Regions from separate parts of the Mus musculus genome. Here region 1 is linked to region 2. Evidence: chromatin contacts called from ENCODE Hi-C or POLR2A ChIA-PET data. All regions are on one chromosome and are shown on one strand. Each heading gives the region's core, a stretch centred on a gene start or an enhancer-like site at or near the end of the contact. The rest is flanking DNA. Distances are from core to core; before and after follow the strand shown.

Region 1 (7,217 bases), core at 3,162-5,661, 65 kb after region 2:
CTACATAAGTCTGGAGAATATATAATATGCTAAAGTCAGGGAAAACTTTGTGAGGTTTTTTCCCATGTTTTATCATTTTGTGTGTAAAATGAATATATATAATTTGTATTATGCCATTTCTTTTAGTTTTTTATATTTAATTTATCTTAATAGAAATGGATCAGGAAGCTACCTTAATTTTTCTCTATAAATTTTCTGGAATGCAATGCTATCCTTCCAAAAAATAAGAAACTGCTGGGAACAGAGTAACCAGTAGTAACCCAGCACCTGAAACAAAATGAAGCAGGGGCTGGGGAGACGATTCAATGGTAGAGCACTGGCTGCTCTTCCAGAGGTCCTGAGTTCAAATCCCAGCAATCACATGGTGGCTCACAACCATCTGTAATGGGATCTGATGCCCTCTTTCTGGTGTGCCTCATTTTTTATATATAACACATATACACATATATGTGTATATGTGTATATATACATGTATGTATATATGCACACATATATGTTATATAGATATACACACACATATATTATAAATACATAATCTTTTAAAAAAAGAAAGAAAAAGAAAAAAATGAAGCAGGGAGCTTTTGAGTAAATGGTCATCTTAGATATTAGCTAGCCTGAGCTATAAGGCCACCTCAAAAAATTGGGACTATTTCCCTTTTGCAAAGGAATTAATTCTTGGCCCTTCTTTTATGACTTGGGGGTTGGTAGAGACTCCTCCTTTGTACTTCTGACTCTGTGACACAGTTACCAGTTACCATCCCATGACATCAACTGGTTACTAAGATTCCTTTAAAAGCAATGATCGACCTTCAAGGTGGAGGACCTGGCGATTCTCCTACAGACACTGTTCAAATGATTATATATTTAACTAACTTACAGCTTTCCTTAGAGAATGAAGGCAGACAAGCCAGGAGTGACAACCTGCCCATGCTGTCTGTTCTATCTACCAACTCTGAGCTTCACAGTGCCCTGAACATAGCCTATCTTTTCAGCCTCGGTGCCTACCTACTGCGGTGCAGGACACAACTAATCGGAGTTGTTAATAAGAACTACATTAGCACAAATTGGCTTCACTGGGTGAGCTGTCTAAGCTCTTCATTGTCCTTCAGAAATATTCTTCCCAGAAGAGATCTGAAAAAATTGCATAATTTCTTTTCTACGTGAGAGAAGTTAGCAATGATGACCCCACCAATACAGGTGTCGGTGCACCCTGTAATCTCAGCACAGGGATGAGGCAGGAAGGCCATGAAGTTGAAGCTAGCCTGGGCTCCAGAATGAGACCTTATCTCAAAAAATTCACACATATACACAAGTAAATAAGAATTTTAAAATTTGGTTTTGAACATTTACTTGCAATCCAAGGGAAGTGTTCTAAAACATTTTACTACTTATGTCGGTCATTGTTCCTTAAGCAGTCTTAAAAATATTTAGATGTTTAGAAGGTTTTTTTTACTCTTTGAAGGATAAAGCCATTTCACATTAAGGAAATTATCACAATTTGGTATAATAAAGTATAATTCTATTTTAAATGACAGAAATTCAAATTTTTATTAGCTTTGGAAAATAGAGGATGTAGAGCTGGAAACAAAGAAAATGTTTTAAATCACCAAAGGATACCTGTAAGTTACTCCTATCCGGGACATCTCCACGAAATGTGGTAAAATAGACATAGCAATGTTAACCCTTCTTAAGCTCCGGCACTCAGCTACATACCTGCAGTCTCCTCACTTTGAAGTACAGCAACATCAAGCTCACTGACACTGTGTAACTGTTACCATCCTTCTGATTCAGAACATTTTAATTTTTCCAAAGGAAAATCTGCACTATTACACAGCTAACTCCCTACTTTGACTTCTTTAGAAGTAGGATAATTTGAATGAAAGTACACCTGTCCTTCCAGAAACCAGAACAGACTGAGTTAGTTTGTTTGTTTCTCAGAGCGCATCCACCTGCTTTTCCAGAACCCAGCACTCTTACCTTCTTGGAAGCCTCGGGATGCAAGATCTGCCTAATGTGAAGCTGCCCGTCAGTACAGAGACAGAAGGAAGTCCCTACCCCGATGTTCAGTTCATTGCTCACTGACTGGTTAAACTGCAAGAACAAGAGACACACGAGGGATGCAACGAAAGCAGAATTTACAAGCACACCAAAGTGGCCCAACTTGAAGATAACCAAAGAAAAACCCTCCTGAAGCCTCGGACGCAGGACACCAGGGTAATACCACAAAGAACCCTTCCCCAGGAACCTCCTCTTTTCACCCAGGCAAGGGAGCTTTCCAACCAATCTGCAGTTTTTGTTCGGGAGTTGAAGTCACTTCCCAGCAGCCCCGATATTCAGGATGAGACTAATCGGGTCACTTTTAACAGATTGCTTTTAGATTACATCATATTATAGTATTACTTTTTCAGTGTTTCAGGTTTAAGGAACCCATATCCGATAAACAAGCGGGGTAATGAATAAGCAGAATTCTGTAAGGCGGCTGGTTATCACCTTTCTTTAGAAAATACTCTAGAAATAAAATACTCTAAAATAATTCCTTTAACTGGAAACTGGTGTGCTACGGCGGAGGCTGGGAGAACGCAGAGCACATTTGCCGCACAGGTGTTGAGACCCGCCCTATTCCGGAGTCTAGCAACCGTCAGCACCCAGAGCAGTTTTTAGGTCACCTCAATTTCAACCGGGGATCCCGCCAGCTCCACGATGACCCAACAAACAGCCCCACAGGTTTGTACATGCAACCACTCCATGGGATCCCAATCAAGGCAGTAAAGAAGTAATGAGGAAGCTAAGCTTTTGGAAATTGGCTAAAATCAGGCGGGCACTCAGGTGCAAACCAAATTACAGCCATAGCTAGCATTAGCGCGGTATGACTGAGGGTCTACCCCTCTACAGCACTGCGCCTCCAACCCCAGGCGAGCTACAGACCCAGATACCAGGAGAGACTGGGTGAGCTCGGAGCTGGCACTGCAACTTCGCTGGCGGCCCGTGAGGTAAACCTCGCGCGGCGGATTCTCCTGCCCAAAGAACTACTCAGGAGGCAACAGGAGCTCGAGCCCATCTCAATCTCGAGACCCTGGGGGCCGGGAAGTCAAGCACCGCAGCCCTCCCCCGCCCCCCGGCCGGACTCCCACACACAAGGCTGGGAACCTCGCCACCCCACCCCAGAAACAAGCAGAGGCCGCCCCACGAGGGCGTGGAGCCGCAGGGTTGGGTCGGGTCGAGTATGGGGGCCACCTGGATGGGGGTGGGCGGCGTGGCCTGGCCAAAACTGTCACCTGTCGGAGGGCTTGGTCCAGCTGCGGCGCGGAAGACAGGTTTTCGGCGTCTATTTTAGTTTCTTCTTTACAATCCTCTGTCAGTTCCAACTGATCCGGTCTAACTAGTACTTCGTGCAGCTGTCCCACCTCGGGGAATAAGGGGTAGAAAACAAGGGGTCGGTTTCCCCCCTTTTCAATTTGGAAATCCTTCCTCCTCCCTGGCTTTTCCTGGACGGCTCGAGCTCTACAGGCACCTAACAGCAGAATCAAAGCTCCCTAGAAACCCAGGGATCTGGTCGCCCCACCCCCACCCTACCCGGATCAAGTCGCCCAGGCCAAGGAGGGGACCCTAGCGCCCCGGGGACCACCAGCCTGGCATAGGCGTTCTGCGACTCTCAGAGAACGCGGCTCGGCAGCGAGAGGCCTTTTTCTACCTGAGCCAAGTTTCAGAAGATTTAAACGGCTCCAAGGTGGTTGGCCAACAGGTTTGATTCTGCTATGGATTCTCTAGGCCTCGGGGCCCCGCTTCATAAGCGTGCAACCACTTAAAGAAAAGTGAAGAAAAGAAAAAAAAAAAAAAAAGGAAAGGGAAAAGAAACCGACTACCCTTTCTCCAACTTTCTTCAATAAAGTTGTTGCCCCGACTCCTCGTTTGGACCAGAACATAGTAAAGTACCTTCTTGTTGGCCAAATCCACGACTTTCCATAACAGCAGGATCAGCTCCTTCTCATCCGAACCCAGCTTGGCTCCGGTGGCCCCAGCAGTGATCCCAAAAAGCACCACCAAGTAATCCGGAGACGCCGTCATGACGATAGGTGGGGAGGGGGAGGAGGGGGGCCGGGAGGCGGCGAGGTGGGGTTGGAAGTGAGAACGAGAAAACCTGTGCTAAAACCCTCTTCCAAGAGAAAAAGAAAGCGCCCACCCCCCTCCTCGAGGCCGCCAGGGCAAAAGGCGGTAACCTGCCACCCAAGCCCACACCTGGCCGGCGCTCCACACCCTGGGCAGGAAGGGGGGTGGAAGGAGGGAAGAGCAGGCCTGCCCTTTTTGTATCCAATTGCTGGTGCGTCTAAGAAAAAACCCAGGAGCCGGGCTGCACCCCCGGGAGGCGCGCGCAATGGCTGAAAGCTTTTCTGTTTTGGGATGTGGCTCTACCTGCCCGCCCCTTTTCCCCCCTCCCCCACGTGGTGCAGGTAAGAGACACCTGGCGGCGCCCGGCCATTGGCTCCTTCAAACCACGACGTGGCAGCGGTGGGAGGGGAGCTGGGGGAGGGAGAAGAGAGGGCGGGAGACAAAGGCTGGATGAATGGGGAAGCAAGGGCTGGGGGAAGGGGAGGGAAAGAGAGAGGCGGGGAAGAGCTACTTGTCACCAGGAGGGTAGCCAAGGCCAGACCAAGGGGCGGGGGGCACGACGACGAGAAGGGTCCCTGCTCGAGGACGCAGCGTTGAGGGATTTGGAGGGTTGGCTTGGCCGAGGGTGTGTGGGGGGGGGGGGGGGAGGAGAAGCTGAGGGGTCGCGCGAATGACCAAGGTGCCTAAAGGTAAAAGAAGGCCAGAGGTGAGGCCCAGGGCGCGGCGCGTGGGAGGGACGGGTCTACGGCTGCCCGGGAAGCTGGTGCGGGTAATTGCGGAACCCGGCAAACGCCGCTCCTGAGCCCAGCACACCTTTCTGTGCAAACAGCCGGAGGAGGGTGTCCTGCTGGCCCTGCCCCTCACGGCGCGGGAGGCTGGCATTCGCTCTCTCCACCTCGGGGCGAGCCTCCGCCCCCACCCCCGAGCCGCAGAACCCGACGCTTGGCTGGCTAGGCAGGTCCTGGGATGCAATCACAGCCCTCGAAGCAGCTGGGGAACCTCGGGAGGAAGGACCTGTAGCCCCTTCTCTATTGCTATAATTGTTACATCTTCGTCGTGCTGGCTGCTAATTCGAGACCGGAACACCCTCTAGGACGCAGACACAGTTAACTGTGACTTGCCTTGGCTAAGAAGTACATCTGCCCCGCAGCCCTCATAGAGATTTTTCAGTCAGGCCAAACGCACTTTTCGTTAAATATCCTGCCTTTTGTTCTTGGAGCGTGTGACTTGGCCAACTTATGCCCATAGACTCCTGCGCCTCCACCACCAACCACCCCAGCCCTGCCACAAGCCACCAAGAGCTATATAAGGTTATGTTGACACTTTAGAAAAGTGCCATCGGTGGAGTTCCCTCGAGTTTTCTGTTTTAAACCGGTCTATTCTTAGGAGCCGAATTCCGTCTGAAATATTACTCGTTTGGCGCCCGGTGTGTGGCCTTGCATATCCTTGCAGTGAAAAGAAGCGGCCACACCCTTGCAACCGCAGGAACCTATTGGTACTCTCCTGGGGGACCCTTGTCAGGACAACCTAGAGACTACGCTTTCCCAGCGGGAGCTGACTCCCGGGAGTGGGGAGAGGAGTCGGAGGCCCGCGGCGCGCGTTTCCCGGTAGGATGAGGTGCGGCCGGAGACGGGGGCCGGCGGTGCAGGTGGCAGCCGCGTCCGGGATCGCAGGCGGAGGCCTGGCTCGCGCTCAGCTCCCGAGTCCCCGGGTGCCTCTCCTGGCCCCGCCCTAGCCCCGGTGTCTCCGAGCCTGCCTCCTTGTCCCCTGGAGTCGAGGGGGCTGGGACTGGGCGGGGAATCTGGAAAAACCACCCAGATTGCATTGCAGTGGGCGAGGCCGCTTGGAGGAGCCGGTTCTGCGGAGCCGCGTCGCCCCAGGGCTCTCTAGACGTGACCATCTCGGTTGCTCGGCTCTACCGAAGAGGCAACACCTGGCAAAGGCACGAGACTCCGCGGCACGCTCAGCACACCGGGCTGGGAGGCCCCAAGTCAGGCAAGCGAAGGTTGCAGAGAAAGTGATCACAGCCGCACCTGAAGCACCTCCGACAGGACTTTGGAGTTTGGATCCATCGTTCCTACGACAAGTTTTAAAGAACGGAAGACTTAAAGTCGGCGCTTTTACTAGGAGATGCCGCAACAGGAAACTAACATGAATCTCACAGCTGCCCCTCTTTTGCAGAGACTCTCCATCCCCCATTTTAATAAGCTGGATTATCTGTTTCTAACATTTTTTAATTTTTAGATTTTAAATTCAATTTTTAATTCAGTTTAATGTGTCCAACTGGATTTACCTTAACAAGGGTTTTGCTGTTTGTTGTTTTGGGGTAGATGCTCAGGGCTTGTAACAGCCTGGCACTTGCTCTGCCCACAACAAATACACAAATACAGTAATTTTAATGATAAAAAGAAAGGAAGGAAAGGAGGACGTGACTGCTTCTAGGTACGGATTAACATTTTTTTAGCCAGTGATCTCAGAGGCAAAGGCTAGGGAATCTTATGAACCTAGTCTAAAAACCCAGTTTCGGGATAACCAGAGCTACACAGACTAGGTAGTCTGGAAAAAGATTGAGATTAGCGATATGAGGGAGCCCATAGCTAGAGGTATGTGGAAGGGTCCAGAATGAAGAGGAAGCTGAGCCACGCCGTGTGAGAAGAGGAAGATAGAGAGAGGGAAACCAGGTGCAGTGGCCAAGGGGCCAAAATAGCTGGGTTATTGGTAGAAGGGCAACTCAGCCCAGTTCCTGTACTGGAGAGTTCAGGGTAGGGGGCAGAGTAAACCGACTAAGAGGACCTTGTAACTGGTACGGACTGAGGGATGCTGAGTTTTACGCTAGGGTTTAAGACCTAGCATCCCAGGTTTTTGTTGTCAGTAAAGGGGTCGTCCCTTAGTTATTAGGCTGAAACTGGGGCTTTGTCAGCAGCCCAGGAAAGCTGGAATGCTGACCAAGGCCCCGGAGTAAGGCTGCGGGCTGTTTCCGCTCTGGTGGATGGATGCCCAGGTTCTCCCGCCCCTCCAGGGACTTGGGAAGCACAAGCCACTTAGGAGCAATCTATGTAGCTGGACCACCTAGGGCTAGCTACTTTGGGGCTGTCTAAGATGCAAATTCC
Region 2 (6,951 bases), core at 1,914-4,413:
TAGACAAGGAAGCAGATGGTGGTGGCAGACGCCGTTAATCCCACAGCTCTGGAGGGAGGCAAAGGCAAGAGGCAGATTTCTGAGTTTGAAGCCAGCCTGGTCTACAGAGTGAGTTCCAGGACAGCCAGGGAAGACAGAGAAACCCTGTGTCACAAACAAAACAAACAAACAAACAAACAAACAAAAAACAGCCAGAAAAACTAAAGACATCTAAGGAACACTGAGAGTTGGAGAAATAGTCTACCCCAGGGGAAGAGCGTACACCATGGGTTATCCAATAACAAATGCTCAACCCTGAAAACACACATACAAGTCCCACTATACCTACTGAACAGTATATATTTAGGACTATATGTATGTATATTCCTATACATATGTGCATACAGCAACAGCTAATGAAAAGGAGGCCATGAACTTGAAAGAGAACAAGAAGGGGTGTACGTCAGGTTTAGAGGGAGAACAGGGAAGGGGGGAGTAACGTAATTGTAACTACCATCTTAAATATAATATATATATATTTTTTTTTTAAGAAAAAGAAAAAAATCATTCATTTTTAATGTCAAGTTTAGTTGCATTAAATTTTAGCAGCAATAACAGTACAACCTGAGCTGGGTCTGGTGACTTACTGCTATGATCTCAGCACTCAGGCAGGCAGGTCTCTGTGAGCTCAAGGCCTCCAAAGCCAGTTCCAGGCTAGCCAGAGCTACATAGTAAGACCGGACAAAGACCGCATGTATTTTAGCCAATTTATCTACTTTGTCATTTTTGCCTGGCCCTAAAAACCAGAAGCTAATTGAGTGCAAACTTCTCACCTCATCTCTATCATTGTTCATCGAACTTCACAACTGAAAGACAAAAGTAATGTTATGGTGATGATATAGTTAGGCAACAGAGCTTATTAAGTCCTGGGTGGTACATGCCTTTAATTCCAGCAGAGGACAGCCTGGTCTACAGGTTCACTTCCAGGACAGCCAGGGCTGCACAGAGAAACCCTGTCTCAAAAAACCAAAGGAAATGAAAGCGAGCGAGAGAAAGAGAGAGAGAGAAGAGAAGGAAAAAGCCAAACTAAATGATGACTACATATCCACAAGAATAACCTTGCTACTTCAATCTCTAGTCCCATCATAGGCACATGAGCCAACAGAGCTACAAACAGGCTTCCAGATGTCCATGTAGACTAGAAAGGGTCCAAGAGAAATGTTAACACTGTTCTCCTCAAAGCCTGTGTCTGTTTCAGGAAGCATCAATGCAAGCACCATTGCACACACAGTACAGGAGAGGCGTCTGGAAGAACATTTACTTCCAGGGACAGCTGGACAACAAAGAGGCTCCTGAAGGACCTGAGAATAAGCCAAAAGCTATAAACTGTACCTGACCTGAATTCAAACAAGAATATAGAGACTGGCCTAATTTTAACATAATAAATACACGATATGTAAACAGAAGGGATTCGGGGAAATTCCTGACACGGGACGTGTTTGCTGTAAATATTATCATCACAAACATCATTACAATAAATATTTATACTTTGTTGACTATTATATCCCAGCACCCAAAAGAATAGAGACTTAGCCAAGGAATTAAATATTTGTTGAAAGGACCCATTATTTTAATAAAACTGCCACCCAGTAATTGTCCTGAATAAAACACATGTTTTTAGATTACCTGTAATTCTATAACCAAAAATCATTTAACAGTTTATAGTCAACTACTTTTACAAAATGATATAGCCTTTTAAAAAGGTCCACATCATAGTTATTAAGTATAATAATTCCATCTTAAATGCAATTTCTGCATATTTACAATATCAAGTTTTAGTGGCACTGTGCGATTTTTCTCCTGTGTTAAGTATTAATGTGCTCACAAAGACAAACTGGTTTATCAACCTACCCACACAGATTTGTAACTAATCACAAAAATAAAGTTTAAAAAAAATCTTTGTCAAATGATAACACATTGCAAACACAGATATAGCTATAGCTAAAGAAAAAAGAGGAATTACATTCTTCCTTACCAGCAACCTGTTTTGAGGCTGGTTTTAGGTAGTATCTTAAATGTGCATGAAATTTAACACGAAGAGCTGCAGGAAGAGGAGGAATGGCTGAATCATGACCTCAGGGACAGGACATCTAGTCCCAGTCAGCATGTACTTCTAATAGTCTTTTGAAAAATGGCTTTCCATTGAATTCTTCAAACTCCCTTCTTGTCTCCTTGGTTCAACGGCTTAAATCTAAACCAGATAACTAACGGTCGCATTCACAACTCCACTCAGTAAGATAAAAACTGCTTTCCAGCAGAATGAAACATGTAACTGTTCATCCGAGCGAATGAAGTCCAAGAGCTCAATCGTGCATACACATCCCATGAAGTTACTATGCCACCAATACTTTTTTACACTATGTATCGTACACTGCTAAGTTTTTTGCCGCTTCCTATCTTTTGCTCACTGTCCAAATCCTCTATGGATAAATATTGCTGGCTAAACAATAAATTCCCTTGGCACTGACCCTGAGGAGCGTGCAGAGCTCTCTCCAGTCCATTAGTTTTAACCCTAAAACTGACCTCCTCCTCCCCTAAAACCACTTACATGCCCCTGCCCTTTGGCATTTGTTATCCATTAGAGCACAAGTGAACTCCGTCAGGTTCTGCGCGTCCATCCCAGATCCCAGCCTCAGTTTCCCGCGAGGGGTGCGATCCCTCCCATTCTGCACCCAAAGCTTCCAGCCTGGACCAGAACCCACCCAAGCTCGTCCTGCTTTCCACTGCGGAGCAACTCCGGACCCGCAGCCCCGCCACCCAACAACAGCTTCCTTTCCGAGACTCCTGACTTTAAGTTCCACTTCTGCGTCCTATTTCGGGAGACGAAACTTTGGGCCATTTTCTCGGCTCGCGCCCGGTTCCACTGCAAACTCGGGGGCGCGCGCCCCCGCCCGCCCTGCTCCCCGCGGCCCGCAGCCAGCAGTCAGGCCCGGCCCCTCTCCCGAGCCCGCCGCGGCAGTTGGCGCGCTACACGCCGGAGCCTTCACCTTCTTCCTTTGCCATCGTCTCCGCGGAGACCCGAGTGGCCCTACGGCTCCCGAGCAGCCCGGAGTCTCCCAAACCTCCGAGTATCCAAACCCCGCGGCCGCCCCGGCCAGCTCCCGGCTGCCGCGCCCCCACTTCCTGACCCGCCCCCCTCTGGTGTCTCCGCCAACTGGGTCCCTCCAAGGCGCTCCGGGAACCAGAGTGCAGGGAGCGGGGCCCGGCCGGAGCGTTTCGCTAGAGCGCCTCAGCCATGCCCACGATGGCCACGGGATGGCAATGCTCCTGGGAGGAGCGAGTCCCCGCCGCCGCCCTCGCTCCTTGCTGAGCCTCACAGGAAAGCAGGAGCCAGAGCAAGCTTTTCGTGACGCTGGGATCCGTCTCAGAAAGTCATAGACTGTAGGCCAGATCCAGTCCCTATGTCCGGCCGATTTTTCAAACAGAAAACGGAGTTTCAACTGCAGAGCAACGAGTCCTGGACTTGTTACGATGATTTCAAAGCCAGGCAAGACGTTCTAGGCAGGTCCTTTGGATTAGTAGATGTTTGTTTGTTTGCTTGTTTGTTTTTGAGACTGGATCTCTCTATATGGCCAAGGCTGCTCTCAACTTGCCTCAGGTTCCCTACTGCTGCAATGGCAAGAGTGATACACAGTTTGGTTTAGTAGACACTTGGCGGCTACAAAAAAGTTTGTACCAGGTTATTCCCTATTGTAATCCCAGACCGTGACAAGTAGAGGAAGGAGGTTCATTATCAAGGCCAACCTCAGCTACATAAGCAAATTAAGTTATTATCATATAAAAAAGGAAACACAAGAGAGAGCAACGTGTCAATCACGAAAACTGCCTTGAACAAAATGTTTGCTCATGTCAATATTCTGGAAGAAAGCACAATAGTACTTTATAGTCTGCTATGAGGAATGTATAGAGATTATTTCATAACAATAGAATGCAGTTTAATTTTGTTGTGCAGTGCATGACTCATACTGAGAACACTGTGGCACGCCTTCAGTTGGCCCAAAAGCATGAGTGAACAGCCACTTCAAAAAAAGGATAGCTGTCTGTCTGTCTTTCTTTCTCTTTCTTTCTTTCTTTCTTTCTTTCTTTCTTTTTCTTTCTTCCTTCCTTCTTTCCTTCCTTCCTTCTTTCCTTCCTTCCTTCTTTCCTTCCTTTCTTATGTAGGCCTCCTATAGTAATTCACAGAAACTCCTAATTTTTTTTCCTATAATGCCTGGTTTCTGGATCTGTTCTGATTCTGTGGGATCCTGATCTAGTGATATTGGGGGTCCAATCCTACATTCAGGAGGGACGGGGGGGGGGGGGTTAGAGCACTTGTTTCTGGTTAATTGGGAGTTCAGCCAGAGCCACCAGTTCTTTTTCTGCCTTGCCTTGGACTCAGAGTATACCCTGGTGATACTGGAGGCTGAGAAAATTAGAGGCCCAGCGCTTGAGCTCCCATTGGCAGGGTTTCAACACTTAGGTTGCACAACACAGCCAAGGAACCACAAGGATGTTCCACAACACTAGGTTCATGTCTAGGGTTTGGAGAGGCCCAGCACAGGATGTCTAGCTGAGACAGGATATCTAGTTGAGACAGGATGTCTAGCTGAGACTAGAAGCTGTGACAGAACCCAGAAAGGCCCAGCCTAACTGAAATGGGAAAACTAGACATTTAGGAGACCTCTGGTGGGTTTGGAAGAATCAGCCTCTTTGGCTTAAAAGCCGTCTCACAGTAATGACAAATTAGGTTCATTCCTCTTTATGATTAAACTTGTTTTTCAAGGATCAGGCTATGCTCCACATAAAACCTGTGACCTTAACTACAAATGGTTTTGTACTGCCTGTTCCAGGAATGATAATTATGTCTTTGTTTCAATTTTTTTTTTAACCATCTTGCAACCCTACTTCCGTTTCATAAGGGTTGTCATGGCTACCTTGTTATAACTACCAGTTTTATGCTCACCTTGCAACCATGTCTTTGTTTCAGGATGCCCTTAGGAAAAGCTTGCTATGATGTTCTGCTCCTGTAACCCCACCTATTTTGCTTGCTAAATCCCCCATTTGAAAAACCCCTACTTCTGAACTATAAAAAGCTTTGTCTTCCTCATATTCAATGCTAAACTCTTGAGCCACATCTTGGTAAGAGGTCTGTGTACATGAATTTAAAAATCTTCCTTTAACTATTTGCTTGCAAGGGCTGGAGAGATGGCTCAGCAGTTAAGAGCACTGGCTGCTCTTCCAGAGGACCCGTGTTCAACTCCCAGCAACCACATGGCAGCTTACAACTGTCTGTAACCCTAGTTCCAGGGATCCAACTCCTCTCCCAGACAAACATGAAGTCAAATTAACAATGCACATAAAAAAGAAATAATTATTTGCTTGCCTTAATTAATTTGGCCATGATGAATTGAGTCTGTGGTCCTTCTCTTTCCATCTTTGAGATTAACACGTGCTCAAAGGTCTTGGGCAAAGTTGTTAATACCAGGAACCATCAACTGTGACCAGGTTTTAAAACTGGCAGGACACACTGTGCTGTGCTGAAGACTGTTGCTTGACTCAACAGCTAGTTTTGTCTCAGTTGTCACTAGTTCTGACATGTTTCCTTTATTTTTGAGGCAAAGACTCATTCATATACTCATGTGCCGTTACACCCAGTTTTCTGAACTTTTCTTTTAAAATATGACAGAAGTGAAGTTGAAGGAGTACCTCAGAAGATTCTGGCTTCCACAGACACCAAGCACGAAGGCAAAAACCTATATTCATTAAAAGTAAAATAAAAAATAAGAAATTAAGCATATGTTTTATTAAAATATTTTAAAAACATTTTTAGATTTCTTTTATGTATATAAATGTTTTGCATGCATGTGTGTCCCTGGTGCCTGAGGCAGACACAAGAGAGTATTAGATCCCCTGGAAGCAGCTATGGACAACTGCAAGCCAACACAGGAATACTGAGAACCACTCCTGCACGTTCTGCACCAGCACAAAGTGCTCAAAACAACTGCACCATCGCTCAGGTCCATGGGAAAGGATATTTTGAGATGGATATACTAAAAACCTTGAAACTTATTAAAATACAGATTTTTGTCACTCAAAACTCTTCTAGAAAGATATTTTTAGCTGGTTATGTAAAACAAAATTCAAAAATATTGGTACTAAAATATAAACACCAAGCAGTCTAGCATCAAAACTTTCTTAGGTGGTACAGGCATAGCAGTACCTGCCTGTACTTACAGCACCTAGGAGGTAGAGGTAAGACGATAAGGACCTCAAGACCAATCCCAGCTACATTGTGTGGTCAAGGTTTCTCTGGGCTACAATGGGACCCTGTCTCTAAATAAATATTTTACAAAGGGAAAAAAGGACAAATAGATGGCTCAGGGAGTTAACGAACTTGCTGCTAAAGCTGACTAAGGTAACGCTATCTTGTCCTAACTCTGTCTTATATCTCGCCCTTCTACTCCACAATAGCCCGACTTCCTTGGCAACATGCTGGAACTGTTCATGACCCTGACTGTGGTCCATATGTACTAACAAAAATAATGGATGTAAAATATACATCTAAAATAATAAAAAGGGAGTGTAAGCAAAAATAATTGTCATGTTGTCTGGAAACACTGTGAAGCTCTGCAAGAAAGCAGACATTACTGGGCCACCCCAAGACCCTCACTGACGTACCTGCACAAGCACATGTAATTATGGTTTTGGTCTTTAAAAATACTGTACCCCATGCTGGGCAGTGGTGGCACATATCTTAAATCCCAGCACTTGAGAGGCAGAGGCAAACGAATCTTTGAGCTCAAGGCCAGCCTGGTCTACAGAGTCAGCTCTATTACAGCCAGGGCTATGCAGAGAAACTCTGTCTTGAAAGACCAAAACTAAAAATGAAGTAAATAAAAATAAAACAAAAATAAATTAATGGAAACACTGTAC

What was found. Hi-C counts contacts between places; a loop is a spot of excess contacts on that map. ChIA-PET counts read pairs that join two places held with the same protein, here RNA polymerase II (POLR2A).
Region 1: POLR2A ChIA-PET joins it to region 2 with 14 read pairs in embryonic stem cell. The contact joins the promoter of Esrp1 here to the promoter of Dpy19l4 in region 2. A Hi-C loop is called at or near these places in 1 of 37 maps with a recorded cell type or tissue (gastrocnemius). POLR2A ChIA-PET finds 5 or more read pairs at or near these places in 2 of 5 experiments (both embryonic stem cell).

What each region holds. Positions count from the first base shown.
Region 1 is chr4:11,382,372-11,389,588 of GRCm38, forward strand. Esrp1 (epithelial splicing regulatory protein 1) reads right to left here and starts at 4,412. Exons shown (of 16, transcript NM_194055.3): 1 at 3,934-4,412; 2 at 3,276-3,404; 3 at 1,978-2,091. The coding sequence starts at 4,065. Gm35631 (a long non-coding RNA gene) reads left to right here and starts at 4,761. Exons shown (of 2, transcript XR_390400.3): 1 at 4,761-4,813; 2 at 5,494-7,041. RefSeq lists an enhancer at 4,652-4,681.
Region 2 is chr4:11,318,974-11,325,924 of GRCm38, forward strand. It overlaps Dpy19l4 (dpy-19-like 4 (C. elegans)), which reads right to left and starts at 3,164. Exons shown (of 19, transcript NM_001081201.2): 1 at 3,027-3,164. The coding sequence starts at 3,042.